7 separate regions of the Homo sapiens genome follow, and regions 2, 3, 4, 5, 6 and 7 are each linked to region 1. A link is a loop called in an ENCODE intact Hi-C map of the cell type or tissue named here. Cell type or tissue: heart left ventricle. All regions are shown on one strand. Region 1 overlaps UPF1 (UPF1 RNA helicase and ATPase). Region 2 holds the start of REX1BD (required for excision 1-B domain containing). Region 3 has its middle 2.1 kb from the start of ISYNA1. Region 4 overlaps CRLF1 (cytokine receptor like factor 1). Region 5 overlaps ELL (elongation factor for RNA polymerase II). Region 6 overlaps ELL (elongation factor for RNA polymerase II). Region 7 holds the start of CRTC1 (CREB regulated transcription coactivator 1).

Region 1 (4,000 bases):
GCAGTTGTGGCCTGATGACTTAGAGCCATGCGCTGTCTGCCTTTGCTGAACATAGAAGAGGCGCCTTCAGTGAGGGTGTGGCCTCGGTTGCCAAGGGTATCTCAGTGTTCAGTTTCTACTTCATCCTCAGGAGAGGGCTGCCTTGAAGGGATGGGGAGGGTGAGGTGGCAGTGGATGTGGCCAGTGACATTTCCACATCTGCATGGGTGGCAGCTTCGTAGTGTTTGATGAGCCTTACACTGTGGTGGGTCTGGCATCATGAAGCTGTCCTCAGGGCACACTGCTGTCAGTCTGTAAAAGTCACCCTGCTCCTTGTGGTCCTCAGTCATGGGAAAGAAGCATCTTCCTAAGCATCCTGGTTGTGGGCATGGACATGGCTCTGTGGCTAGGCGGGGGTTAGACCAGCTGTGTGGGGGACCGGGGGGTGTAGAAGGCCACCAGTGGCCCTTTTTTGGCCAGGTAGGTTTGCTAGAGAAGAGTGAAATCCAGTCAGAACAAGGGAAACTGTCTCAAAGCAGAGATGAGGCCAGGGTGTCACACCAGAGTCATCGAGGCTGGTTCTTCTGCACTGAGTCCTGGAAGCTGCAGCCTCACTCAGGTGACACTGCGTTCTGCTGCAGGTTGGGCCCGAAGGCATCCTGCAGAACGGGGCTGTGGACGACAGTGTAGCCAAGACCAGCCAGTTGTTGGCTGAGTTGAACTTCGAGGAAGATGAAGAAGACACCTATTACACGAAGGACCTCCCCATACACGCCTGCAGGTGAGCTGAGCTCAGCTGGGCCTGGGCATGTGCTGGACAGGTGGGTGCCTCTGGCATGGGCCTGGGACACTCACCTCCCAGGTACAGGGTGGCGCCCTTGTGCTGTGACTCTGGGTGGCGGTGTCCTCGGGAGTAAGGAAATTGCTCAGGCCATGTGCACAGCCAAGGCCTGTTACCGGTCAGGAGGTGGGCTCAGCAACCTCCGACACCCTGAATTCACCAGCTGGTGGGAAAAGTTTTCCTTCCTTTGGCCTCCTCAGACCCTGGGGGCATTGCCTGGTACCTGCGCACTCACTCATAGAAAGAATTTGTCATGGCATTGGGTGAGCATCTGGGGTGGGAGGGTGAGTGGAGCAGCTGAGATACCCTCACAAAGCAGTTGCTGCAGGGTTCTGGGGCATCCCTGCCTCCCGCTGCCTTGGCCGTGCCTGGAGAATTGGATGTGAAGACAGTAGTTAGTGGATAGACCTGCATGTTGACAAATTTAGAATTCTCATCTCGAGTGGGATCGTCCCTTGTTGAGGCTTATTTCTGTATTTTTGTGACACACAAGTGAGGAAATGTAGATTAGAAGAGGGGAGAAGGTTTTGGCCAGGCACGGTGGCTCACTCCTGTAATCCCAGCACTTTGGGAGGCCGAGGTGGGCAGATCACGAGGTCAGGAGATCGAGACCATCCTGGCTAACACGGTGAAACCCTGTCTCCACTAAAAATACAAAAAATTAGCCAAGCATGGTGGCGGGCGCCTGTAGTCCCAGCTAGCTACTTGGGAGGCTGAGGCAGGAGAATGACATGAACCCGGGAGGCGGAGGTTGTAGTGAGCCGAGATCGCACCACTGCACTCCAGCCTGAGCGACAGTCACGGCAGGTTTGGGCCTGAGCCCTGCCTCTGTCTGTGGGCACCCACTTGGGGCCCTCCCTGCAGCTCCTTGCCCGCGTGCTGCCCAGCGCTCCGGGACTGAGGCTGCTCTTCGCTAGGCTTGGTGGGCAGGCACTCTTTCCTGCATCTCAGCTCTTCACTCATTCTCATTTACAGATGTTTTCGTGTATGTAATTGTGTTCTCTTAACACACAGAGATGGCCATAAGTCCTGGTGCAGCTCTGGGGAGCTAGTATTTTTGGGTTTGGTATGTGGATTTTCAGAAAACCACAGCCAGTGGTGGGGTGAGGCTCTCCCGAGGCTCCTCGCTTGGGCTTCGGGGCCTGAGCTTCAGGGCGCTGCTGCTGCAGGGTCTGTGCCCAGCTCCCTGGGAGCACAGTGCCCTCTGCTGGAGCCCAGAGTTCACCATGACCACTGGGTCTGAGGCTGGATTCCTGAATTTCAGGCCAAAGAACGGGGACTAGAATGGCCCTGGAGGAGTGAGGCCTCCTTCCAGCAGGACTCTCCTTGGAGGTGGCTTTGCTCCTTATCCCCTCGGAGCTTCTGCCACATACCCCTTCCCTGCATTCTTGGATTTGAGAAGCCCTGGTTAACTGGTTTGATTTGGTTACTGGGATTGTTGGGGTTGAGTATGTGTTTAATGAAGAACTTAAAAATGTTGTCAGAGGAAAGAATTTCACATCTTGCCAAATGAAAACCAGAGAGCAAGCTTCCAGCTGTAACTGTCGCTGTTTTGATTTTTTAGTTACTGTGGAATACACGATCCTGCCTGCGTGGTTTACTGTAATACCAGCAAGAAGTGGTTCTGCAACGGACGTGGAAATACTTCTGGCAGGTAGATAATCAGACCATGCATGTGTGTTTAATCAGTGCTGTGCTCAGATTTGTGTGTAAATTATGGAAATGTTGAAGCAAAGCGTAATATAAAATCACGCTAACAAACCTGGGTTTTTTCCTCCTCTGTGACTGGTTTAACTTGAAACAGATGGTGGTGTGTGAATGCCTTAATGTATTTACCCTTGATTTATTCTCTGTGGCTCTTTTTATTATGCAAGTAGGGTTGGCTTAATTCTCCTTCCCAGTTTTTATTTCGATTTTTCTGCAAGATGAGCTCTTGGCACACCCGCTGATCTTCATTAACGGGAGGATGTTCCCAAGGCAGTAACGGGCATCCAGGGGCGCTGGTTCCTGAGCAAGCTTGCTCTGGCCTGAGCTCATCGGAGCTGTCCGGAGGCTAATTCAGGCCAGATCCTGAATCATCGGCTTCAATTAAGTTCACTTGACCGTCGGCGCTGGGCTTGCCTTCCTGATGTTGATCAGCTGCAGCTGGACTGTGTCGCTTGTTCTGTGTTTGGGACAGGACAGTGTTCTCCCAGTGCCCAAATTCCAAGGGGGGAGTTCGATGGTCTTGCCCGAGTGGTGGGACTCTCGTCCTGGTGGGTCCCGTGCTAGCGGCTCCCCTTCCCCTCCAGGTTGCTGTGTACAGGTCACTCCACTGCTGGAGAGGATGGAGCAGAGCCTGGGAGGCAGAGCTCCGAGGTGCTAGCAAGGAAGTGTGGGGTCTTTTTCTGAGGTTCACGTTCTGGAGAAAGAAAATGACCAAAGCCCGGAGGCAGGCTTACTTGTGCTGACACAAGCCCCTCCTGTGCCTTTGACAGCTGTGGGTCTCGGAGGGTTACAGATGGAGCAGTCAGATCTCGTGGCATCTCTGAGTTAGTAACTTGAAATATGGTGTTATGAGCAAGGCCAGAAAGGGGCTGCTGTTTTTAAAAGATTTTAAAGAAGGGTATCTTCTGGATAACCAAAAGACATTCTTGTCCCATTTTCAGAATCTTCTGGGTAATTTAAGTGTTGCTATGTTTGCATTTAGTTCCTCTTGTTCAGGAAAAGCAACTAAATAAAACTTCTCTTAGCTGGCAACCCCAGCTTCCGGTCAGCATAGCCAAGAACAGGGAAGTGAGCAAAAGGGCCTCTGAGAAACAACAGGCTTGAGCCAAGCACCACTGAGCATTCTGTGCGAGGCCCAGGGGAAGGTGAGGAAGCAGCCGCTGGCCCTTAGGGATCTTGGCTGTGACAGGGTGAGGATGCATGAGAAGACACGGAGACAGCTGATTCTGCCCACGTGGCCGGCAGGGCTCCAGAGTGGAGTCGGGCTTTGGAGATGCTCAGAGTGGCCATGGCTGGTTAGAGAATCCTGGGCCTCGTGGCAGGGAGAAGGGTTAGAAGATTAGCTGAGCTGAAGCTTTTGGCAAGAATGGTTTTCCAGAGGGGAAGAGAGAGGGCGCGGTGAGGAAGGCTGGGAGGCCCTGCAGGCGTGTTCAGAGCTGCTGGAGACACCGGAAGAGCCCAAAGGCAGAGCAG
Region 2 (4,000 bases), 260 kb before region 1:
ACCTCCTGTGACTTATTCCTTTTCAGAAGAGGCAGTAGCTGTGCCCATTCATGCTAAGCTTCAGCCGAGAGCAATCTCACTACTTCCTCTATTGGCTGGTTTAGGATTTACTACCACCTAGGAAGTGGACTCACAGCCTAGATGAAATCTCTCTCCAACTTACTCAAATCCAGGACCAAATAGACTCATTAGCAGCTGTGGTTCTCCAGAACCAGTGAGCACTAGATCTCCAATCTCCTCACTGCCGAAAGGGGAGGAACATGCCTTTTTCTGAACAAGGAATGTTGTTTTTATGTCAATAAATCAGGCATAGTGAGAGATGGAATTAAATGACTTCAGGATAGAGCTAGCAGACTACATGGTGGGACAACCGAAACTACCTCAGGGTTCTCACAGCCTGTTCTCCACTGGCTTCTTCCATTTTTAGGTCCCTTCCTTATGATTATTCTAGGAGTAACCTTTGGCCCATGTCTTTTCAGTTCCTTCATCCTTTCGTTTCTTCCTGAATAGAATCAATGAAACTAGAAATGTTACTGCAGATGGAACCTCAGATGACTTCAACCAGCACCTATTATCAAGGACCCCTAAACCAGCCTGCCGGCCCATACCCGGACGTTGACACCCAAACCACCTCTCACGAGGAAACCTCAGCTACAGAACCCCTTCTATGCCCCTATTCAGCAGGAAGCAATTAGAGTGGTCATCCTCCCACACCCCAACAGCAGTTGGGCTCTCCTGTTGAGAGAGGGGACTGAGGGGTGGAGTTGGCAGGATTTACTGGGCAGGTTTGGGGACTTTCACAGAAGACCCCTGTGACTCAGTGTTTTGAGTTCTTAACCAATCGAGTGAAGGATTCAGAATTAACCACTCCAGGCCGGGCGCGGTGGCTCACGCCTGTAATCCCAGCACTTTGGGAGGCCGAGGCGGGCGGATCACGAGGTCAGGAGATTGAGACCATCCTGGCTAACCCGGTGAAACCCTGCCTCTACTAAAAATACAAAAAATTGGCCGGGTGTGGTGGCGGGCGCCTGTGGTCCCAGCTACTGGGGAGGCTGAGGCAGGAGAATGGCGTGAACCCGGGAGGCAGAGCTTGAAGTGAGCCGAGATCGTGCCATTGCACTGCAGCCTGGGCGACAGAGCGAGACTCTGTCTCACTAAAAAAAAAAAAAAAAAAAAACAAAAAAAAAAAACACTCCAGAGGAGGATTGAAAAAAGAACCACTCTCAATGGACAAAAAGAAAGGGGAGGGGTAACATAGGGATATGAGCCCTAGCCACCGGAGCCAGCAACGGCAACCCTTCCGGGTCCCCTTCCAGCATGTGGAAGCTTTCCTTTCGCTTTGTTCAATAAACTGCCCTGCTGCTCACTCTCCTGGTCCGTGGACTCTTTTTGATCTGTAACACACACCGCGAAGGTCCACAGCTTCATTCTTCAAAGTTAGCGAGACCACGAACCCATCGGCAAGAAAAACTCCCAACTCACTAACAGCCTAGTCCCTTCCCCCTTAAAGGCTGGTGTCTGTCACCCCATACCTGAGCTGGTCCCTCTTCACTAAGTCAGGCTACCAGCATCTTCCTGCTCCTCCGGCTGGGCCCCTGGAGGAGGAAGCTTTCCAAAGCTCTGTCTAGCCCATGTATCCCTCCAGCAGGAAGCTCCAAGGCCTCCTCTGTACTTTGAGGTCGTTCTGGCCCCTGCTATGCTCCAGGCTCAGGGCTATTACACAAGACACCCAATTCAACTCGGTGGGCTGTTGACACCGTCCCTGTCACTGAATCTTGTCTTCACCCCTGTGATTCTCTGAAGAGCCAGTGAATCTCTGTTAATGTTGGTGGAGTTCCAGCCACTGCACTTTTTTTGAGGCAGACTCACTGTGGCTCCGGCTGGAGTGCAGTGGCATGGTCATAGCTCATGGCAGCCCCCAACTCCCGGGCTCATGTAATCCTCCCACCTCAGCCTCCCGAGTAGCTGGGACTGGAGGCGGGAGCCACCATGTCGGGCTAATTGGTTTTTCTGTAGAGATCGGGCCTCCCTAGGTTGCCCAGGCTTACTTAACACTCTTGAACGTCAAAACCCACGCTCAGTACCCGCTTCAAGTGGAAGTCGGTGTTGAGATACAAGCATAGGAACGAACTCAAGGCTAACAGCTGTTCTGTATTCAGAGCCGCACAATCAAGGAAAAACACGATCGGAGGCGGGCCCTGGACGGGAACAAGAAGGGTGGGCTTGACTGGGCGGCCCGCGGTCTTGGTTCCCCTTTCTTCCTTCTGGCTGGCCGGCCGCAGGGTAGGGGGTCCGTGGACCTCCCGGCCTGTAGGGGGCGTCGGGCGCAGCGGAAGGGCCTGCTCCGGAGCCTGGCCAGGGCTGCGCAGTCATGATCACCGAGACCGCGGCGGAGCCTACGGTCCCTGCAGTGCCTGCTGCTGAGGAGGCCACCGAAGCTCGGGGACGCGAGGAGCCGGCGTGGCCCTGGGTGAGCCCAGGCCCAAGCGGGAACGGGCGCGGGGCGGGCGGCGCAGACCCAGGGGCGCGGGCTTCATGCCCCAGCCGTGCCCCCTGTCCCGCAGAAAGACGCCCCGATCCGGACGCTGGTGCAGCGCATCCACCAGCTGCAGGCTGAGCGCGCGCAGGGCTTCCGCCGACTGGAGGAGTGAGTGGGGGCGCGGAGGGGCTCAGGGTTCGGTCCCCCGCCCGCTCCGGGCGTGGGCGTGTTCTCGGCGGGCGTGCCTGGAGGAGGAGCTGGGTCCTTGTGTGGCTGCAGAGTCAGATGGGGCGGGGATTTCGGGGCACCGGGTCCTCACCTTCACGAAAAAGGCCCCACAGCACGTCCCCACTACCCGACGACTCACTCTTCGTGGCTTCTCTCTCCTCCCCAAGAGCAGGGGTGGGCCTGTCTCGCGTTCCCCTGCGGGAGTCAGGAAGCGTCCTTCCTACCTACCAGTCCTCCCCTCTGGTGTCTGGGGACACTTCCTGGGGGCCTTTCAGGTGGTTGGCGCCGGTGCAGGGCCTGAGAGCCTGGGGGCGCGGCCTCAGGGTCCCCACATGCCGCAGAGGCCACCGCCAGTACCTGCGCAGCGGCCCTGACTACGACTTCGCGCGCTACCGGAGCACAGTGCACGGGGTGACCCAGGCCTTCGCCGCCGCCTCGCGGGAGGTGCTGGCGGTGGAAGCAGAGCTGGGCGGGCCTCGCAGGCAGCCGCTGCTCGCCGGCCACGTGCGCAGCCTGCAGGAGCTGGAGCAGACGCGGCTGGGCACGGTGAGGCCACCACCCCTTCCCCGCCGTGTCTCTAGGACCCTGGCCGGCTCCTCTCATGACGCACCCCTGGTTGGGGGGTGGTCCCAGTATCCCATACACAGACCTCACCCCTTCCTGTCCCACCCCAATCCTCTATTAAGGCTTCACTTGGGGATTCTCGGACCTTGCCCTCTGCTGTTCATCCCCAATTTTTTTCCCAAGTTTTGTCCTTATTCCCAGAGCACTCCCGCTTTCTCCCAGCTCCGCCTAAATGCTATTCCAAGATGCCCAGATCCCGCCCCAACAATGCTCCACCCACTCTGGTTGTTCCGCGTCTAGGGTCCCACCCTCAACCTCCCGTAGATACAGGCGAGGGGGGTCCCAGGCCACGCCTCCTCCGTATTATTCCTCCATCACAGCTTTAGTTCTTTGCCTATTTCTCTCTTGCGATCCGCCTGCTCGGCCCTGCAACCGTGTGTGACTGGAATTCCTAGGCCACGCCCCCCATGAGCGACCCGTCTCAGCGTCTCTTTGGCCTTTTTCTTTCTGGTGTTTTTTTTTTTTTTTTTTTTTTTTAAGACAGGCTCTTGCTCTCTTGCTCTCTCACCCAGGCTAGAGTGCAATGGCGCGATCTCGGCTAACGGCAACCTCCGCCTCCCAGATTCAAGCGATTCTCCTGCCTCAGCCTCCTGAGTAGCTGGGATTACAGGCATAATTTTTGTATTTTGTATTTTTTTTAGTAGAGACGGGGTTGTGCCATATGGGCAA
Region 3 (4,000 bases), 410 kb before region 1:
AACGTCTGGAGACCCGGTTCGAGGCCCGACAACCCAGAGCCACCGTGGCCATCGGGTCCCCGCCTGGCGGAAGTGGCCAGGCGTCCACGAGCGCGGCGCGTATAGGTTCACCTCGCTCGCTCCGCAGCCCCCAGGGGCTCATGGCTGCCTATCCCCCCTTTACAAGAGGACAATGAGGCTACACATGAGCCCAGCCACAAGCCAGGGGGTGGAGCTGGGCAGGGAAGCTGGGCCTCCGGGGGGGTAGGTAGGGGGTCTGGGTCAGAGACACTGCAGGGGAAACAGGCAGAGGACCAGAACTCCAAAGCCAGAATCTCCTCGGAGCCACACTGCCACCTACTCCCCCTTCGTGGGCAGCAGCACCTACCAGGCAGTCCCATCCCCTGGCTCCCCATGTCCGCCCCCATCCATCTCGGGGGACAAAGTCACTCTGTCCCCACGGGGCTCACAAGGATGGGGCCTGTTTGGCCTGTTTCCCCACCTGCAGCAGGAGGGCTTGGCAGGAGTGGGCCGGAGCGGGAGGCTGTTCGCTGGAAAGGGGAGGGGACGCACAGGCGGGCAGGGCCGAGGCAGGGGAGGAATGAGGCCTGCACTGCAGGGCGCCCCCCTCATGCGCGCTGATAAGGGAGCGTGGGAACCCAGCGGGCAGGCCGGGGCAGCTCCCCCAGGAACTTTCCAAAACAAGCGCCTGGAGGCCGGAAAGTTTCCACCACTGGAGCTGGCCCAAAAGGTGGATAGTTGGGAACGTTTGCAAGAGACAGGGCCTGACCTTGGAGGATGAGGGCTTAAGACTCTGGGTCCAGGCCTCACCCTGAAGGGGCCCCAGTCTGAGGGAGTTGGAAGTGGACTGGGACACCCCCGCCCCAGTGGGTGGGAACTCACAGGCAGGGCCCCTGCAAGACAGGCTCCCCAGATGAGGGGGCTGCTGGCAAGGGTTTTGAGACATGAAGAGGAGTTCACTGAAAGAAAACTACAGGCCAAGCCACCTGAGCCACCCAGACAGGGCAGATGAAAAATTGGCTACGTGGGAGGCAGTTTGGGGTCTTGGGCAGACCCTGAGGGCTGGGGATAGGGAGTGTGAAAGAGTATTTGGTGTTTGTTCCTGGTTCTTGGTTAGACATTGAGCTCAATCACCAGTGGCCAACGATTTAATCAATCACATATATGCAAATGAGACAGTTGGGGCTCAGAACACAGAAACTCCCCTCAGCCTCAAGTTATGGGGCCTTGGCCTGCCCCGCGCTTTGAGCAGGGCATCGGAAAGCTCAGAATCGAGTCTCTCCGACCTTCTCCTGCCCTCCTGCCTCTAGCCCCTTTCTCCCCTGGAAACCATAGAAACCAGAATTCCTCTTCCCCAAGGCAGGTCAGAGACACTGGAGCCCTTCTCCCCTTAAAACAAAAAAAAAGCCACAAAGCCGGCAAAGGTCACTCTCTGCCTGCTCCCTTGAAGACCCTCATTCCGGGAGGGTCCTGCCCATACCCTGGAGGAAGGAATGCTACCCAGAGTCTAGGAAGTCTGGGCAGGCTGGCCCCCCTCCCCCACCCAGTCTGCTCCCTTTAAGATCTACAGTGTTTCAACACATTGATACACATTCTTCATAGAACCTAAGCCGAAAAATAGGCAGTCAGCCAGGCACGGTGGCTCATGCCTGTAATCCTAGCACTTTGGGAGGTCAAAGCGGGCGCATCGCTTGAGCCCAGGAGTTTGAGACCAGCCTGGGCAACACGGGGAAACCCCGTCTCAATACAAACAAACAAACAAAAAATAGCCGGGCTTGGTGGCGCACACCTGTAGTCCAGCTGCGTGGGAGGCTGAGGTGGGAGGATCACCTAAGCTCAGGAGGTGTAGGCTGCAGTGAGCCATGATTGTACCACTGCACTCCAGCCTGGGCAACAGAGTAATACCCTGTCTCAAAAAAAAAATGGGGTTTAGGGGAAAATATGGAGGGGCTGGGAGGGTGGCATGCCTGGAAAAGGCATGGAAGCTTCACGGCCCGCCCATACCTTGCCCTGTGCGCCTCCTCCATTTGGCTGTGAGCATTTTCCGGAGTTCTGTGAGCTGTTCCAGCAATTATCAAACCTGAAGTGGGGTCATGGGAACTCGCAATTTATTAGCCTGCTTGCCAGAAGTATAGGTGGCATCTGACACAGGTGCAGCCCTGTGGGACTGACCCCCATAACTTGTGGAGTCCGATACCATCTCTGGGAATGGAACTGTTGGACATCCTGTAGGTACTGGAGGATCAGAGAATCGGGGAGTTTGTGCCTCGAGGCGACACGTGATTCAGGAACCTGTGTAGTTGAGAGACATGAGGAAGGTCCCAAGACCCAGCCCCGGGGAGCCTGTGTTCACAGGGCCACCTGTAGAGGGTGCCGGAGGATGGGAGCTGGCACAGGGCAGCTGGAGGGAATCGGCATAGAGGCTGGGCTGCTTCCACTCCCAGCAGTTGACAAGGCCGAAGGAGGGGGTTTGGCCCCTACAGTCAGGCCTGGGTGTGCTGAAGTCGGTGGTGAGATGCACTGTTATTCCCCAGCAAAGTGTGGGCTCCCTGAAGGCAGGGATGAGGCTGAGTCACTGCTGTGTTGCAGAGCCCAGGTGGAGCTTGGTACAGGAGGGGGCTGCAGGAACAGGGGTGCCCGTTGAAAGAGGACAATTGGGGCCCCTGGCAGGTGGCAGGAGAGGGTTTAACAGCTCTGAGCCCCTCTCTACCAGGGTGCCCAGGTCATGAGGGTGGGAAGGCTCTCCTGAATATCCGGGGCACTAGACTGATGGCATCCATGGCTCAGGAAGGTCAGGGGACTGACTGTGGCCTCTGCAGGCTGCGGGGGTGATGGCCAGAGTATTGCTGGGCAGTTGGCTTAGGGCTGGCGTTGGAGGGCCGGGGGAGGCAGGACCGTGAGCTGCAGGAGGTTGGTGTTGGCCCTGGGATGTTGGGACAGAGATGTTATCCTGGGAGAACAGCGTGGCCAGGCTATGCTGGGAGCAGGGTACACGCTGCCCCACTGGGCTGCATGACTTCCCCTCCCGCGCCCCTCAGATTCCTGGGTGGCCTTAGAACTTGGGCCAAGGCCACGGACGGGCAGGGAGGCCAGGCCCCCCCCACAGCTGCAGGCCCAGGACCTTTGCCCACGGTCCTATTCTTCGGTGTTATCGCTTACTAAATGCACCCCTTCTTGTCCTTGGCTGGCAGGTTGAGTGTTATGTTCTCCATGGCCCCTGGCTCGTTCCACCTGCACCACCGCCGCTCCCGTCAGGCCTTTTCCCCATCCCCACTAGTGGCACAGGGGATGCCCCTGCCCCAGTGTGGGAAGAACAGGTAATATTACCGTTACCTGCTGCTGCTTTCATCAGAGGGAGACAGTCACAGCTGGTTTCCCCCACCCCCAGCCCCACTCCTGTAGCCTTTGGTGCCACAGGGGGCCAAGGAATCCCAATGCTGGGTTCAGCCCACCCTATCCACACCAGAGGGTACTGCTGTGCTCACACACCTGCTATGGCTCCCTATCCCTCCGCCCTGACCCAGCCTGCCCCCACCCCCGCGCTCCCCGTCACCTACAGGGCCCTCTGATTTGGTCCTTTCTCAGGCAACGGCTCAGGTAGGCTGCAAACTCTGCCTTCTTATCTGGTCCCAGCCAGAGCCCCTGAACAACCCTTTCTCATCATTATGGCGGCCCCAGGTCACATCACCTCCTGATGCCAGCCCACCCCCAACCACAGGACAGGGACAGCCACCACAGAAACCAGGCTGTGACACACCCACACACTACACACACACCCACACCCCAACACACACCACACACCCAACACACACACCCCCAACACACACCACACCCTCACACCACACACACACCTACACACCCCAACACACACCACACACCACCCAACACACACCACACCCTCACACCCCAACACACACCACACATCCGGTCAACACACACCAACACACACCACACCCACACCAACACACCCCAACACACACCACACCCACACACCCCAACA
Region 4 (4,000 bases), 250 kb before region 1:
CTCCTGGCCTTGAGCAGTGCTCCCAGCTTGGCCTCCTAAAGTTCTGGGATTACAGGCATGAGCCTTTGCAGCCAGCCAGCTCAGGTATTTTGAATCACATTCTCCAAGGAGTTCAGAATCAGACCTTGCAAATACTGGATAGACAGTCTGAAGTCCTGGGAGGTGAAAATTCTAATCTCAAAGGGTCATTAAGACGCCTCACATTCCCCTCAAATCTCACAGCCCCCACCCCAGGCCAGGCAGGCCCCAAACTCACCTTCACAATCACAGCACCTAAATAGCTCATTTATTTAAAAGGACTCTTTTGGAGGGGCCCTAGGTAATGGGGAGTAATGACTCCCCTTCTCACCCCCAGCCCTGGCAGGGGTTCTAGGCAACTCAACCAACCCTCACACACACACACACACCCACTGGGGTGCACCCAAAGGTGGCCTCACGTGGGAGTCAGAGCTGTTATGGCCGTTGGAGCTCAGGGGCCACCCCAGCTCCTGCTGAGGGTGGCTCAGGTGCCCTGAAGTGAGGGTACAGAGGTGGCCCCAGTTTGGGTTCGGCCTCTGCGTCTCCACGTGGCAGGGAGGGTGGCCTGAGCCCCTACAGCTTATCTGGCAGGACCTGCAGGCAGAGGGGAAGCCAAGCTAAGCAGGGAGTCCAGGAGAGGGCCGCACCACAGAGCCACTGAAGGAGGCTTCATTCGTGTCCTGTCCCCACCGCTTCTGGCTGTGTGACTTTGGGCAGGGTCCTGCCCCTCTCCGGGCCTTGGCGAGGCTATCTGAGCTGCAGGTAAAGCACTTGGCGCGGAGCCAGTATGCAGTAGGCGCCCATGCGTGCTAACTAGGGTGAGTATGTTCATTCATTTCGGAGGAGATTCCACTTCGGACATTTTCAGGGCATTGAATGTTCTTAGGCTAAAGGAGACAATGCCAGTTATACAGTAAGTGCTAAGTAAATGCTGATGAATAACAAAGGAAGAGGACGGATTCCATCTCAGCGACTCTAAGGCTGGGGTTGGGAGGCGTGGGGGTGTGAACAAGACCTGCAGCCACCGGAAGGGGCCCTCCCCTTGCTCCCTCCCGCCCACCCATTCAGGCCCACCTTACCTCTCGCCGTGCCCCGTCTGCCCGAGGGCAGGATCCCCTCGTCCTGTGCTTGGAAGGAAGGCAGAGGTGTCGTGGGGGCTGCAGACCTGCGTCCACAGCCTGCTGTCTTCCCCCTCCCCTGTTTTCTGGGCCCCCCCAGCTCCCTGTCCCCACCCCCACGCCCGAGGGTCCCTCCTTCCTACCTGGTTGCGGGTCTTGTGCGACTTCTGCATCCAGGCTCGCCACTGGTCGTAGAGGCGGAAGCTGAGGTTGGAGCAGTACGCGTGCTTCTTGAGCCAGCCCAGGAACTGCTTGAGCTCGCGCCGCACCGGCCCCGAGCTCGGCTCTCCGCCCCGCGGTTCGCACGCCCCGCCGCCCGGGCCCGGGCGCTCTGGTGGTGGGCGGAGCGGCAGTGTCAGAGCGCGCCCGGCAGGGGGTGCGCGCGGGCAGGAGAGGGGAGACCCCGGCGCGGCGGGACCATGCTCCCCTCGGGGAACCTCCCTCCCCGTTTCTCAAGGACCGAGTCCTCCCCGCGGCCCTGCACAGCAGCCCAGCTGCGCCCCTGGCCCGGCTGCGCCCCTGGGGAGGTGGGGGGGAGGGGGAAGGAAGGGGCTCCTCCTCCACATCTCCTCCAGGAACCCGATTCCTGTGGCCTGAGCCAGGTGCGAGTGGAGTGGGGGGAGGGGAGAATGAGAGAGGCCAGAGCCGGGGGGATGAGACATAGAGATAGACAGACAGAGCAGGGGGCCGAAAAAGAGAAAGGGAGAAAGACGCACGGATGAGAGAGCCGGGGCCAGGGATGGAGAGATGGAGACGCAGGGTGGGTGAAAGCCAAGGGTGTCAGCCCAGGAGGAAAGGGCCTGATCAGGGTAGGACAGAAACCCTGGGGACATAGGGACAAAGAGATCGAGACAGAGACACAGAGGAAGAGTGACAGATGAAGGGAGACCGAGTGCAAGATGACCCCATGGGACTGTCCCCAGCATGGGCCCATGGGACAGGGAGTGGGCCAGGAGGGCCAGGTGGGAGGCCTGCCTGTCGGTCCAGCTGCCGGCTGCAGCCAGCCCCCAGCAGGCCGGCGGATAAGGACATCGGCCTCACGTCATAAATAAAGCCGGGGACCCGCTGACAGGCCCTGGCACGGCCCCGGCCCCCGCCGCCCCTGCTGGCCTTCCCCGGCCTCCCCAGCCTCCCCTGCGGACGCAGCGGCCTGCTGGCTCCTGTGCAAGAATCGCAGGTGCCGGGCACGAGCAGGGGCCAAGGCTCAGGCCCCTCCCGGCTGCGCTTGCTCCCGCCCACCCCTGAACCTGGAGGGGCCCAGGATAGGGGCTGGGGAGCTGGCTGGAGCCTGACTCTACCCCTCCCTAGCTCTGGGACCCTCTCTGGGCCTCAGTTTCCCTATCATCTCACGAGCCAGAGTGAGCTTGGTCTTCCCGGTGAACTAAGTTTAGACCTGTGTGACCTCCTAGAGCCTCAGTGTCCTCACCTGAGAAAAAGCGGCCTCCCTTGCAGTGAAACCCTGGGGGGATGGGACAATAAGTACCTCCATGCCAACTGCCTGCAAACACTTAGGTGGCACCCACCATGTGGGCACTTGCCACAAATTATGTCATCCAACCCTCATAACAGCCCAAGGCAAGTGGGATTCTCGACCCCACCTTCCAGATGGGGAAACGGAGGCCAGACATTCCAAGTAACAGCTTTCGTTTCATTTCACAAAAGAGAGACTAGAGGCCTGTGGACCCGGAGAAATCCCAGACAGCAAGAGGAAGCAGACCTAGGCACCTAATCATTCCCATCCCCCTGCCTTGATCAGAAGGAGAAATTGAGGCCCATCAAAGTGGGAGTTGGCAGCCCATTGGCCTTAGAAGCAGGGGTCTCAAACTCACTGGCCCCCTCTTAGGAGGGAGTCTGAGTGGCCAAAACAGACCAGATGGGGATGGGCAAATGGAGAGTGAGGGTCCTGAGAAGGGGAGACCACTGCTGGTGGGGGCTGTAGGCCATGCTGTTACATTTTCTAGATAATTTATTTTTCTAGGGAATCTAGGATATTTGTGTAAAAACTTCCTGGGTTTAAAATTTCTACTAGTTGGTCAAACTTTTTTTTTGTTTTCCAAACAACAGGCCAAAGAAAATAGATCCAAGGGCCACATTCAGCTCTGGGGGGGCCACCAGTTTGAGACTTCTACTCTCTTGGAGACAATCAGGAAACAGGCTGGGCATGGTGTCTCACACCTGTAATCCCAGCACTTTGGGAGGCCGAAATGGGCAGATCACCCGAGGTCAGGAGTTCGAGACCAGCCTGGCCAACATGGTGAAATCCTGTCTCTACTAAAAAATACAAAAATTAGCTGTGCATGTTGGCGCGTGCCTGTAGTCCCAGCTACTTGGGAGGCTCAGGTAGGAGAATCGCTTGAAACCGGGAGGCAGAGGTTGCAGTGAGTGCAGATCACACCACTATGCGACAGAATGAGGCCGTGTCTCAAAAGAAAAAAAAAAGAAAAGAAAACAAGGAAACAGAGGCTCTAGCTGGTTTCGGACTGGCCGCTGGATCACCCAGCCCTAGGAGGGTGCTCACCACTGCGGGGAGTGGAGGCGGCTGTGGGGTGGCTCCACTCACTCCAGATCCCGGCTTTCTTGGAGCCATAGATGCCAAAGGGGTTGCAGCGCACTTGCACGAAGTACACGGTGCCGGGTTTCAGGCCGGCCAGGCGGCAGGAGGTCTGGTTGCTCACATCGTCCACCACCTGGACAGTGAGGACAAGGTCAGAGTAGAGGGCGGGGCCTAGCAGGAGCGGGGGCGGGGCCTGGAAGGAACAGGGGCGGAGTCAGGGAAGGGGAGGGTCACCTTCCAGTCCACACTGTCCTCCACTCGGTAGCGGATCTGGTATTTGGCTTGAAAGAGGAAATCCTTGAGGGCGGGT
Region 5 (4,000 bases), 400 kb before region 1:
GGACCTGCTCTCCAGCCACAGCAGGGGACGGGGCATGGCCCTCTGAGCAACGCAAAGCTATAATGAAAGAAGGGCTCCCACCCTCATCCCAGGAATCCCCTGACTCAGCCTCCTCCCCAGAGACACAACCCAAAAGCACAGCAGGTGACACCACCTGGGCTGCCCTGGGCCAGCTGGCGCCGAGAGCGAAGTGGCCATCTGCAACTGGCCGCCATCGCCACATGGGACCACTGCAGCCCCTGTCGCACATGGTGGTGGAACAGCCGCTGCACGCTGGCCACTGCTTCTGCTGGTTCCTATAAATGAACAGCTGCGCAGGCTCATGGCCACGGTGCTAGGCGGGTGCTACTGCTGCTCAGTTTAGGTGCCTGGGCTGTGGTCTCGGAGCCGCCCAGGTCTCCTGGCTCCCCAATCCCAGCCTGCCAGGCCCTGTCCCCACAGCAGAAACCTACAGTCCACAACAGTCGCACGGTGCCTACAGAGGTCCAGGTGCTATCCCTCTCCCACCAGGATCTGCCCATCTGCACCTGTGCTGCCTCTCCCTGAATAGGGCTGGCTTGCCTGGGCCCCCACTGTCTTCCCTGAACCCCAGCAGACCTCAGCATGGCCCTGGCTCCTGGGGCTTCCCTGCAGTCAGAGCTGGGGCCTGGGCCCCATTCCTCTCTGCATGTTAGCCCCTTCTGCGGCCTCAGTTCCCCACAAGGCTCTGGGCCTCCGGCCCCCAGTGCTGGCCTGGCACATTGACTGCAAGTGGCACCGGGCACTCCAGACAGGCAGGGAGAGGACCAGGTGCAGGAACATAGGGTGCCAGGTGCCAGGCACACAGGGCAAATCTGATGGGGCCTGGGGCAACAGGGTCCCCTCCCCTGGCTTCTACAGCTTGAGCCCCCTCGACACCCCATGAGGGTGAGGCGGGTGTGGGGCCAGTACTTAGAGCCCCGGCAACGCCCTCCTGCCTGGGCACCTACCTGGGGTGTCTGCTGGGGCTCCGGGGGTGGCATGGGTGGCAGGTGCACAGTCTGGAAGCTGGGCCCGGGGCTTGTCCTCAGCCGCCCTCTCCTTGTCTTTGTGCTTCTTGGACTTCTTCTTGGGCTTGCTGCGCGAGGGGCTGCCGTGTGGCCTGCTGGGCTGGGCACAGTCCGTCAGCAGGGGCAGGCCGAGGCGCACAGTGGGGGCTGGGGCAGCCGCCTCTCCGTGCTCACAGTCTCGGCCGCTGTGGCCCAGGTCATTGCTGACATCGGCCAGGGGGTCGTGGGCCCTCGGGGGCTCCAGCCGCGGGGGCAGGTGAGTGCTGGAGCTGAGGGTGTCCGTGCTGGCTGGTGGGCCCGGGGTGGGCAGCAAGGCCTCACGGCCATTGGGCACGCCCAGCTTCCCGTTGACGGCAGGCTGAGCTCTCTGAGTGAAGTGCGATATCCGGGGTTTCTTGTTGGCTAGGGGGTCGATGAAATCAGGAGGCTGCAGCCGCTTCTGGAGAGGAGCAGAGATCATTTTAGAGGGGAGCACAGAGTGGCTGAGCAGCAACAGGCAATCCCCTGGCCTGGCTAGAAAACCCAACGCCGCCTGCAAGGCCCACGCTGGCCACATGGGGGCGCCCGAGCACCAAGTCAGGTCCCAGGTGCCGCTCAGGGTGGCCTCAGCTGGGGCCCATCAGCCTGCTGGGATCGATGCAGGGGGAGGGCAGGGCCCAGTGTGTGAGCGGGCCACCCCTGGGGACTGGTCTAAAGCGCTGCTGTGCTCAGCATGCTTCCCCAGTGATAACTGTGACACAGGAGCAGGAAGCCCAGGGTTGAGCCCACATCAGGGAGCCGCCCCCCGTCCCAGGTTCCGCACTGTGACACTGGGGTGCTGCGGCCACACTGGCAGGAATCTGCCCCCAACCCCAACCCGACAGCTTCCCCCTTGGTCCCTGGGCGGAGGGAGGCGGCTCAACTTGGAGCAGCTCATGCTCCAAAGAGCTGGTGAGGAAGGTGACAAGGGTTACTGATGCAGCACAGAGTGCCCTGCAGGTGCTTGGGACAGTCACCCCAGGCATGCCTCACTTACCTGTGGGGGCGAGGCCGAGCGCCCACGCTCGCCTGGGGGGCTGGAGGCAGCAGGGTCTCCAAGGAGGCTGCCAGTGCTCTGTGGCTGGCACAGCTTCCTGCGAAGGAGAGGCAGGGCTAGGTCAGAAGGTGCTGAGGGGGCCTAGGGGCCCCAGGCCTGTATCCACATGGGGGCCCGGTGGAGATGCCTCAAGGAAGGGACCCCCCTCCTCCCAAATCCAGAGCAGGGCCAAGGGGTCACAGGAGCCTGGGCCTGAGGCCATCCTGCCCCCGACTTCACCCAAAGGAGGACTTCCCCACTCACTGTCCCCCTGAGCCCAGAGGAGGATCACTTTGTGTAGGTGCCTGCTACCGGAGAGACCAGGGACACACGCTAGGGTGCTGGACCCTGCTTTTAAAGACAGCTGTTCATCCTGTTCAGAACGCTCACTGCAGAAACTGTCCAAAATGCAGAAGAGAACGGAGGGCCCTGGCCTAGGATGAGACAGCCTTCCTGGAAGCCCAGGTCACAGCAGGATCTGGAGGGCGGCAGAGTGGCCACCAGCTTGACTAGGTGATGCAGCTGGGGAAGAAGGGAAGAAACACCCCAGTGCATGCCCCTTCTCCCGCTCCATGTGATCTGGGCAAGTGGAATCCCCCACCCCCGCCAGCAACCCTGCAGCTTATGGGTATCCTCTCTGACCCAACTGTTCAATTCCCGGGGGCTGTGCCATCTCAGGGCAGCCTAGCGCCCCTCCAGGCCCTGCAGAGAGACTTAAGTCCAGGGCCGTGGCCATTCTGCCAGCCAGTGACACCCAGAGCCCATCTCCCTAACAAATGGGCTAGGCTACAGACCACTGCAGGTGTCACTTCCCTGGTGGCCTGAGAGGAGAGCCATGTGGACATAAACAGAACTCCCAGTTAAAGACAGAAAACTGAGAACAGGCATTTGCATCCACTGGACAGGCAAGGCAGAGACAAAAGGAGGAGTGAAGACACCGGAAAGCATAGCAGAAGCATGAGTGGTGACTGCTGCAGGATCCAGAGAATCCAGGGCCCAGAGCAAGAGGCACCACGACCTCAGGGGACAACAGACTGCTGCAGGGCCATCCCCCACAGCTCTACTCCAGATCCTCATCACTGCTGGTGGGGCTGCAGGACAGTGAGCCCAGGGCTGTCAGGCAGCAAAGAGGCTCGGGCCACTCCTCCAGGCAGTTGGGAAGTTACCTGGGCCACAGCTGGACAACAGGATGGCCAGATGTGTGGCCTCAGGAGAAGAAGAAACAGGGCCCAGGACTAGGGCACATCGGGATTCAGAGGCCCCAAGCTGTGCAGTGTCCCCAACGGCTGCACTGCAGCTTCCAGGCAACAAACGTCAGACCTCAAAACAGAGGAACACGAAAATACATTTGAAAAGAGACTCCACAGGGAGATGAAAACGTTAAAAAATAAATCAACAGGCCGGGCGCCCATGGCTCACGCCTGTAATCCCAGCACTTTGGGAGGCCAAGGCAGGCGGATCACCTAAGGTCAGGAGTTCGGGACCAGTCTGGCCAACATGGTGAAACCCCGTCTCTCCTAAACGTACAAAAAAATTAGCCGGGCATGGTGGTGGGCACCTGTAACCTCAATTACTTGGGAGGCTGAAGCAGGAGAATCACTTGAACCCGGGAGGCGGAGGTTGCAGTGAGCAGAGATCATGCCATTGCACTCCAGTCTGGGCAACAAGACCGAGACTCCGTCTCAAAAACATAAAATAAATAAATAAAAAATGCCAGTTTTCGTGTCCTTGGAAAAACAAAAGCTCTGAATAGACGTTTCTTCAAAGAAGCTATACAAATGGCTAAAAGCACATAACAAGATGCTCAATGCCATGTGTCATCAGGGAAATGCAAATCAAAACAACGAGACACTGGCTACTCTGGGCACACTGCCTATGGGTTAGCCCTGCCCTGCAAGGAGCAATAATGAACAAACAA
Region 6 (4,000 bases), 380 kb before region 1:
CCCACACACAAACACAACCCACACACACAACCCACACATGCACAACCCCCACACACACAGCCACACACAAACCCCTCCACACCAAACCCCTCCACACACAAACCCCTACACACAACCACACAAACACAACCCAGACATAAACCCCCACACAGCCACACAAACACAACTCACACATAACCACACACACAACCACAACCCACACAAACACAACCCCCACACACACAAACAATCCATACACACACACACACACAAACACAATCCATACACACAGAAACACAACCTCCCACACACAAACAACCACACACGCCCTGAAGCCTCAGCCAGAGCCATGTGGGTGACCCTGGCCATCCAGATCTGTCCTGCTTCGACGCCACTGAGGTGTTTTTTCACCCAACACACACAGGTGCCACCCTGCCCTGCCTGCACCTCCCTTCCCAGATGTGACTTTTATTCTCGTTCATACAAGAAACTGGAAACACGCTGCTGGGATGAGGGAAGCTCAAGTTTGTGAGAGGCTCTGTGGTGGCCAGGTGCACAGGTGACATGGTGACCCAGAATGAGCCAGCCAGGGAAGCTGGGGACCACACGTCCAGGGAAACCAAAAAGAGTGGCTGTGGGAACCTGAGCCTGGCCTGGGTGGCTCTCCCGCCCTCCTCTGTCATCTCTTTAACCCCCACTGCCCCCTGTGGTCCTGGCCTGAGGCCCAAGTTGCCAGTGGCTCCTGCCCCACAGTGACTAAGGGCTGGGCACCCTCACGTGCAGCCCTGTCCCAGGAAAACCCCAGCTCCACCCAGGTTGGCAGGACTCATTCTGTCACCCTGGCTTCAGGGGAGATGCCACTCAGCAGAGAGCTGGCAGTGAGACCAGGCCACTGCCTGTGGCCTGGGGCAGCTGTACACCCAGTCAGCACTGACAGGGCCCCCCTGCCTGAGCCTGCCCAGCAACCTTGCTTCTCTGTGGGTAGGGGCTTCATAGTGGCCCTTCACCCTGCTTGGATCTTTTCCACACAGGTGTAGACATCTGCCCCCCAAACTCCATCCTAGAAGCAGGGGCCAGGTGCAGAGCCCAGGGCCAGGTGTGCAGCTGTGGCGGGGAGTAGGGGCTGCATGAAGGGGGGTGACACAGGCCTCAAAGCTGATGCTCGGGAGAGTGTCGTGCTGCTGGCGAAAAGGGGAAGACACACAGAGGGCATGGCGGTTGGCGTCCTTCAGGATGCAGGGGTGAGAAGGTGGGGAGAGTGTTAGGAAAGGTTTCCCGGAGCCAGACACCGAGGTTCTCACAGGCCCTGCCTCCCCTAGCACACGAAGCGCTATGGAGCCCTCTGATTAACGGGCTGTTTTGCTGCTGGTTAATGGTTACCAGCCCGGGACCGTGGGGAAGCCAGCGGGATGGGAGCAGCCCAGGAATGCGGCCACTTTCTTCGCACTAGCCAAGAGCTTGCCCGGGTTCTGGGACAAGGTTTGAAACGCAGCCCCTGCTCAGCCTTCTGAATGGGGTCTTGGTTGCTCCTTGGGGACTGCTCATGGGCCCAGTGACCCACGTACCAGTGGGCTGCCATGGGGCCCTCAGATGGCCCACGCACAGCAGGTCTGGGTATGTCTGAGGTCAGTCCCGGCTCCAGGTTATAGGGTGTGGGGAGGAGTTGCCATAAACCTAAGCACTAGTCCATGCTCACAGACACAGAGCCCAGGCCACAGGGGCTCATCCTAGGCGCTTCCGCAGGGCCCAAAGGCCCGCTCTGCCCTTCCCGCTGACCTGACCATGGCCACCAGGGGGCGTTGCTTCCACCACCGCTCAAGTCCCTGCCAGAGTCCGTTCATCTCTTCCCTTTGAAATCCATCCCAAATTGGGGCCTGCTGCACTCCCCACCTGACCCCAGACAGGAGCTTGGGCGATGCTGGCTGACTGGATCCATGAAGGAACACCATCCAGGGGGCGTTCCGACAACGATGAGCCCAGTGCAGGCTCTGTGGCAGGCTGCCGGCAGCATGGCCCAGGACCAAGAGCCCCAAAGCTAACAGCCCACTAAAGTGAAGCAGCTGGCCAGGCGCGGTGGCTCCCGCCTATAATCCCAGCACTTTGGGAGGCTGAGGTGGGTGGATCACCTGAGGTCAGGAGTTCGAGACCAGCCTGGCCAACATGGCAAAACCCTGTCTCTAGAAGGAGGTTAGCTGTGTAGCCACCCCAGGTCTCTCTCAGTGACTTGGGCCCCTGCTACACATGTTATTAGGCTCCAGGTCAAGGCACATGGCATGCTGCACGCAAGGACACCACTGTGTGCTTCGGCCATGGCCAGGCTGCAGTGTGTCATCTGACGGGCTCGCTGAGATGGGGGTTGGGGATGAGGGGCCCCCCCACTGCTCAGGTTGGGGTAGAGGGGCATGGGTGGTCAGGCAGCAGCAGAAGGCACAGAGTGACTGCTGTAGGACACCAGAGGGCACTGTGGGGCTGCTCTGGCAGCAAGCCCAGGCCAGCCCGCCCCTGCCCCCAACCTCTGACCCCTGAGAGAATGTCCTGGGGAAGGTAAAAAGGAGGTGGCCAAAGGGTGACCACAAGACCCAACTGGGGCTGATGGAAGTGTGGGGTTGTGTCAACTGGCTAGGCTGCAGCCCCTGGAGATTCATTATTCCATGACATCCCGTCTAGGGGTGCCCTGGAGGTACTCTGTGGACATGGTTACCATCCACAAACCAGATACTGAAAGCAAGTAAAGGAGATGACCCTCGATGGTCTGGGTGGTCCCATCGAATCAGCCCAAGGCCTTAAGAGGGAAACTGGCTGGGGTTTGGCAGGAGGAGGAAGAAACTCTGCCTGAGGACTGCTCCATCAGCTCCTACTGGAGGTCTGCAGCCAGCCCTGAGGGTTACAGACTCCCCAGCCCACAGTCGTCTGAGCCCACTGCTTGCAATGCATCTTTTTATCAGCACACACAGACACACGTCTCCTAGAGGCTCCATGTCTCTGCAGAACCCTGGGCTGCACCTGGAAGCCCATGGATCATCATGTCCATATCCCCACATCCAGCTGTGCAGAGCTCTCAGGCTGTGGACAGAAATTGATTTAGGTACAACATGGTAACTCTAAAAGAAAAAAAAAAAGTTGGGTGCAGTGGCTCACACCTGTAATTCTAGCACTTTGGGAGGCCAAGGTGGGAAGATCATTTGAGCCTAGAAGTTCAAGACCAGCCTGGACAACATAATGAGACTCCGTCTTTACAAAAATAAAAATAAAATTTGCCTAGCATGGTAGTGTACACCAGTAGTCCCAACTACTTGAGAAGCTGAGGTGGGAGGATCCCTTGAGCCCAAGAGTTCAAAGCTGAAGTAAGCTATGGTTGTGCCACTGCACTCCAGCCTCGGCAACAGAGAGACTCATCTCTTAAAAAACAAAACAAGGCTGGGCGTGGTGGCTCACCTGTAATCCCAGCACTTTGGGAGGCTGCAGCAGGTGGATCACCTGAGGTCAGGAGTTTGAGACCAGCCTGGCCAACATGGTGAAACCCTATCTCTACTAAAAGTACAAAAATTAGCCAGGCATGGTGGCAGGCGTCTGTAATCTCAGCTACTTGGGAGGCTTAGGCAGGAGAATTACTTGAATCCAGGAGGCCGAAGTTGCAGTGAGCCAAGATTGCACCACTGCACTCCAGCCTAGATGCAGGGGAACCTGCAATAAAGGCTAGAAGAAAAATCAAACCATTCTAAGGCATATCGGGTAGGTTAGGGGAGATGAAGAGTCCTAAAACAGGGGGTCAAAGAAGGTAGATGACTCACCCTTTCTCTCATTCCCTGATTTTTCTATAAGATGGTCATTTAGAAGAAAACATATTTCAAAAAAATGAGGGTGCTGAGTTTCTATGAACCTCTCTCCCAACCAAAATCCAGACAAATGTCCAAGGTCCTTGTGTGCCCTAATGCAGCAGTCCCCTACCTTTTTGGCACCAGCGACTAGTTTCGTGGAAGACAATTTTTCTTTTTCTTTTTTTTTTTGAGACAGAGTTTCG
Region 7 (4,000 bases), 160 kb before region 1:
GAACCAGTGTTCCCCAAATAAGGGTTGTTGACACTAAAAAGTTGAGGGAGTGGGTGGGGTTGAGAGAAGGAATATGCTTGTTAGGCAAAAAGTATAGGAGCTTACCAAAGTGCGCAAAATCATATCAAGAAGGAAGATGGCCGGGTGCGGTGGCTCATGTCTGTAATCCCAGCACTTTGGGAGGCTGAGGCGGGCGGATCACCTGAGGTCAGAAGTTCAAGACCAGCCTGGCCAACACGGTGAAACCCTGTCTCTACTAAAAATACAAAAAGTAGCCGGGTGTGGTGGTGGGTTCCTGTAATTCCAGCTACTTGGGAGGCTGAGGCAGGAGAATCACTTAAACCCCAGAGGCAGAGGTTGCAGTGAGCTGAGTCTGTGCCACTGCACTCCAGCCTGGGAAACAGAGACTCCGTCTCAAAAAAAAAAAAAAAAAAAAAATCCCATAAAAATTAGCTGAGCATCATGGTGCATGCCTGTAATCCCAGCTACTTGGGAGGCTGAGGTAGGAGAATCGCTTGAACCTGAGAGGCAGAGATTGCAGTGAGCCAAGGTTGCGCCACTGCACTCTAGCCTGGGCGACAGAGTGAGACTCTGTCTCAAAACAAAGATAAAGTAGGGCAGTGGCAATATCCAAGGCATTCTAAATGAAAATCGATATATATATATATATATTTAACATGAGCATTTTATTACCTGTTGTAAAGCATGAATCAAAGCATGTTTGGAAGATGTCAGCATCCCCTCCAGCCATCCTCAGTCCAATAAAATGTGTGCTTGTTGTGCCATTAGAGCCATCATCAATTCCCCCAGCTGACCTTCCTAGCTTCCACCCAGCCCATACTCTGAAATCCCTGCAGCCTCCTGAATATAAACTTTCAATATTGGTGGTTGGGGGTCCCTCTCTTGAGGGAGGGAGGGTTAGAGTCCCTCCTGCTTCCCTGGCTTACCACTCTGCCATCGGGGGAGTCTCTGCTCCTTCCTTCACTGCTGAGTCTTGATGGGATTTCTGGACCCTTCTGTTAGCACCTTGTTGCAAAATAGAGATCCTTGAACAAGACTGGACTGGAGAAGTATGCAGAGGGAAGGCTGAAGCTCTGTAACTCCAGTTCTTTGGGCTCAGGTATCCAGAGAATAGCAATATGCCCATTGCAAGGGAATGGGAAAAAGTAGTCGTCGGCTGGACATGGTGGCTCACGCCTGTAATCCCAGCACTTAGGGAGGGCGAGGCGGGTGGATCACCTGCTGTCAGGAGTTCAAGACCAGCCTGGCCAACATGGTCTTTAGTCTCTACTGAAAATAAAAAAATTAGCTGGGCGTGGTGGCGCCTGCCTGTAATCCTAGCTACTGGAGAGGCTGAGGCAGGAGAATGGCTTGAACCTGGGAGGAGGAGGTTGCAGTGAGCCGAGATCGCACCACTGCATTCCAGTCTGGGCGACAAGGGCAAAACTCGGTCTCAAGGGAAAAAAAAAAAAAAAAAAGAAAGTCGTTAAGGGCAACAGCTAGGTTTATGGACTGAGAGAGCCGATTGCAGGGTTCAGGTCTTAGCTAAGATAACTTTCCGCCTCCCTGTCTGTGGTGGCTGCAGGAGCCTCCCTCCCTAATGTTCTGTGGCTGGCCACTGGTCTTATTTACCGCATCACATTTACCTCCATCTGAAAAGTTCTTGGTTATTTGTGTGCTATGTCTGCCCCCTCTCTGACTGTACACTCCATAAGGGCAGGGATCACCTCTGCTTGTTCACGCCTGTACTCCAGTTTGCCTGGCACATAGTAGGTGCTCAGTAAATATTCCTTGAATGAATGAATGCATGAGTGACCAACGCCCTAGTCTGTTTTCAGAGCTCTTAGTCCAAACCCAGGTTCAACTTGGGGTGCCACCAATCCTTGCGGGGGGGGGTGCCTGGCCCCACCCTTGTGAATTGGGAGGATCTGGGTCAGGCCGTCTCCCTCTTGGGGGCTCCAGTGCCCCAGCCGATCCGCGGTCCTTGTCCAACAGCCCAGAGGCCGCTGTCCAGCGGGCCAGGAGGCGGATCACTGCGTCGGCGTTGAAATTTCCACTCGCGCTCCACCGCCCTTCCCGCGGGCCCCGAGCGCGCGCCTGGGCGCGCGCATGCGCCTTCGCCCCCGCGCCGCGCGCCGCTCCTGTGCGCCTGCGCCGCGCTCACGACCGCCGGCGCGCCTGCGCACTGCTCGCCGCCCGTGGGCCCAGCCGGCGCTTGCGCGGTGGCACGGGCGAGTGGGGGGGCGAGGAGGTGGAGGAGGAGGAGGAGGAGGAGGAGGTGGCGGCGAGAAGATGGCGACTTCGAACAATCCGCGGAAATTCAGCGAGAAGATCGCGCTGCACAATCAGAAGCAGGCGGAGGAGACGGCGGCCTTCGAGGAGGTCATGAAGGACCTGAGCCTGACGCGGGCCGCGCGGGTAAGGGGGCTGCCCGCGCCGACCCTTCAGGGCCGGCGGAGGGAGGGAGGGGGCGCGTGTCCGGCGCGTGCACGGGGCGGGGTGGGGGGGGGCGCGGCGGGGGCGGGGCGCGCGCGGCGGGGGCGGGGCTTGGCACGGCCCGAGGGGGACAGGTGTCCCCACGCCCCGGGCGTCGTGGGCGGGACAGGTGACCCCACAAAATCCATACCTGATGGGGTACAGGTGCCCTGCATCACTGCTCCCCGGAGGAGACAGGGGCCTCTATATCATTACTACTAGGAGGGAACAGGTGCTAGTACCTCGTCGTTACCTGACAGGGGACAGGTGTCCCTACATCATTGTTACCCGAGGGGGACAGGTGCCCCACATTATTACTACCTGGAAGGGACAGGTGCCCCCGCATCATTGCTACCTGGGGGGGCAGGATGACACAGGTGTATGAGCTGGGTGCTGCTTGCAAGCACCATTGGTAGCTGGGGGTGAGGGTGCAAGTGCCCCCGCATCCTTGCTACCTGGGAGGGACAGATGCCCTCCCATTCTTGCTACCTGAGGGGGACCGGTGTCTCTACGTCATGGTTACCTGTGCCTTTACTCCCTGGGTGTTGGGGGAGGAACGGATGTCCCCACTTGCAGAGCTGAGGTGGGACAGGGATCTCTCCCTCTTGGACAGCTGAGGGAATGGTCAGATCCTGTCCCCCAGGGGGTCCAGAGGGGGGCCAAGAAGGCAGATTGTGCTCAGTCCTGGAACTTGGAGTGGAGACAGCTGCCCCTTCTCCATGTAGCCCATATGGTGGGGGCCAGGTGATGTTCCTCCCAGTGGAACAGGGGATGCTGACCACAGCCCCTGCCCTCTCAGGACCAGGGTGGAGGGCCAGGTCTGCCTCAGGTGGCTGGGCGCATTTGGTGTGCAGGGGCAGGCCAGGTTCTGCCAGGCTCCTGTCTGGCAGAGCAGATACCCTGCAAATCTCACCTGGGAAGTTGCTGTGGGCCAGGAGCAGGGGCTTGGGGCTGGTGTCTGAGCACGGCAAGGCACCCGAGTTCCTCAGGCCTCAGTTTCTTGTCAGGCATTCTAGCAAGACCTTCCTCTTGGGGCAGGGTGGTGAGCACACTCTGCAAAGGTGATGCTGAATCTCCACTTTGTTCTTGCAGTGTGGTGAGACCTCTCTCCTGCATCCTGGGGCCTTGGGGAGGGTTTGGGTGGGCTTTGCAGATGCTCGTATCCCTGGTTTCCAGATTCAGCCACTGATGTGACTGGCTCAGGTAGACTTAACCTCAGTCTCTGATTCCTTAGGTAGCACTTTCAGTCTGTGTTACTTTGTAACTAGTTGTTTGTTTCTCTGAGAGATTGTGACCTTATAGACTAGGATTTGTGTCTTCATTTCTGTGTTGGTAATGATTGGGAGCTCACTGTCACCCAGGTACTGCTTTAGGCATGCTCGGTGAGTGTGCCACATCTGTCCTCCCAGCTCCAAGCAGCTACATTCTTGCTCAGGATGTAGAGAAAGAGATGGCTGGTGAATGAATGAATGAAAAAAAAATAAGAAAATGGCCAGGTGTGGTGGCTCATGCCTGTAATCCCAGC

The links. A loop is a pair of places that touch in the nucleus more often than their neighbours do. Peaks named below come from ENCODE experiments on the same cell type or tissue, not always from the same donor. Only the 100,000 strongest peaks of a DNase experiment are listed, where the experiment ranks them.
Region 2: a loop joins it to region 1, with 3 times the contacts of the local background. A loop is called at or near these places in 93 of 110 quality-filtered maps.
Region 3: a loop joins it to region 1, with 3 times the contacts of the local background. A loop is called at or near these places in 58 of 110 quality-filtered maps.
Region 4: it touches region 1 in a loop (8-fold over the local background); 94 of 110 quality-filtered maps call a loop at or near these places.
Region 5: a loop joins it to region 1, with 5 times the contacts of the local background. A loop is called at or near these places in 72 of 110 quality-filtered maps.
Region 6: a loop joins it to region 1, with 3 times the contacts of the local background. A loop is called at or near these places in 68 of 110 quality-filtered maps.
Region 7: it touches region 1 in a loop (2.2-fold over the local background); 48 of 110 quality-filtered maps call a loop at or near these places.

The regions. Positions count from the first base shown.
Region 1 is chr19:18,845,360-18,849,359 of GRCh38, forward strand. UPF1 (UPF1 RNA helicase and ATPase) reads left to right here. Exons shown (of 24, transcript NM_002911.4): 2 at 621-760; 3 at 2,385-2,474. Among named protein-coding and RNA genes, the nearest start is that of UPF1, 15 kb to the left of the region's middle. RefSeq lists enhancers at 2,081-2,140, 3,600-3,719. In heart left ventricle, CTCF peaks have their summits at 2,023 (motif pointing left) and 2,232; DNase peaks (open chromatin) are centred at 2,002 and 3,682; H3K4me3 peaks cover 348 bases; H3K27ac peaks cover 1,685 bases.
Region 2 is chr19:18,586,431-18,590,430 of GRCh38, forward strand. REX1BD (required for excision 1-B domain containing) reads left to right here and starts at 2,368. Exons shown (of 5, transcript NM_001100418.2): 1 at 2,368-2,470; 2 at 2,565-2,647; 3 at 2,983-3,253. The coding sequence starts at 2,372. RefSeq lists a silencer at 2,196-2,715. In heart left ventricle, CTCF peaks have their summits at 2,303 (motif pointing right), 2,511 and 3,164; DNase peaks (open chromatin) are centred at 2,321, 2,691, 3,141 and 3,649; H3K4me3 peaks cover 2,285 bases; H3K27ac peaks cover 1,803 bases.
Region 3 is chr19:18,438,228-18,442,227 of GRCh38, forward strand. No RefSeq gene overlaps it. Among named protein-coding and RNA genes, the nearest start is that of ISYNA1, 2.1 kb to the left of the region's middle. RefSeq lists enhancers at 1-118, 119-1,105, 2,451-2,570, 2,731-2,790 and a silencer at 3,584-3,633. In heart left ventricle, a CTCF peak has its summit at 2,374 (motif pointing right); a DNase peak (open chromatin) is centred at 603; H3K4me3 peaks cover 603 bases; H3K27ac peaks cover 1,558 bases.
Region 4 is chr19:18,592,968-18,596,967 of GRCh38, forward strand. It overlaps CRLF1 (cytokine receptor like factor 1), which reads right to left. Exons shown (of 9, transcript NM_004750.5): 5 at 3,925-4,000; 6 at 3,655-3,823; 7 at 1,280-1,467; 8 at 1,098-1,140; 9 at 270-612. The coding sequence ends at 599. Among named protein-coding and RNA genes, the nearest start is that of REX1BD, 6.2 kb to the left of the region's middle. RefSeq lists enhancers at 89-590, 3,752-4,000, 3,756-3,815 and silencers at 1,224-1,313, 1,334-1,723. In heart left ventricle, a CTCF peak has its summit at 1,507 (motif pointing right); DNase peaks (open chromatin) are centred at 1,464, 2,195 and 3,894; H3K4me3 peaks cover 1,082 bases; H3K27me3 peaks cover 860 bases.
Region 5 is chr19:18,449,509-18,453,508 of GRCh38, forward strand. It overlaps ELL (elongation factor for RNA polymerase II), which reads right to left. Exons shown (of 12, transcript NM_006532.4): 7 at 2,044-2,140; 8 at 969-1,467. Among named protein-coding and RNA genes, the nearest start is that of ISYNA1, 13 kb to the left of the region's middle. RefSeq lists enhancers at 688-1,494, 1,495-2,301. In heart left ventricle, a CTCF peak has its summit at 1,581 (motif pointing right); a DNase peak (open chromatin) is centred at 1,613.
Region 6 is chr19:18,467,994-18,471,993 of GRCh38, forward strand. All of the region lies in intron 2 of ELL (elongation factor for RNA polymerase II), which reads right to left. Among named protein-coding and RNA genes, the nearest start is that of ISYNA1, 32 kb to the left of the region's middle. RefSeq lists an enhancer at 728-1,365 and silencers at 1,529-1,638, 1,679-1,728. In heart left ventricle, CTCF peaks have their summits at 1,752 (motif pointing right) and 2,437 (motif pointing right); a DNase peak (open chromatin) is centred at 1,788.
Region 7 is chr19:18,681,411-18,685,410 of GRCh38, forward strand. It overlaps CRTC1 (CREB regulated transcription coactivator 1), which reads left to right and starts at 2,270. Exons shown (of 14, transcript NM_015321.3): 1 at 2,270-2,418. The coding sequence starts at 2,293. RefSeq lists an enhancer at 1,660-1,959 and a silencer at 2,170-2,259. In heart left ventricle, no CTCF peak of the experiment used is centred here; a DNase peak (open chromatin) is centred at 2,161; H3K4me3 peaks cover 1,750 bases; H3K27ac peaks cover 771 bases.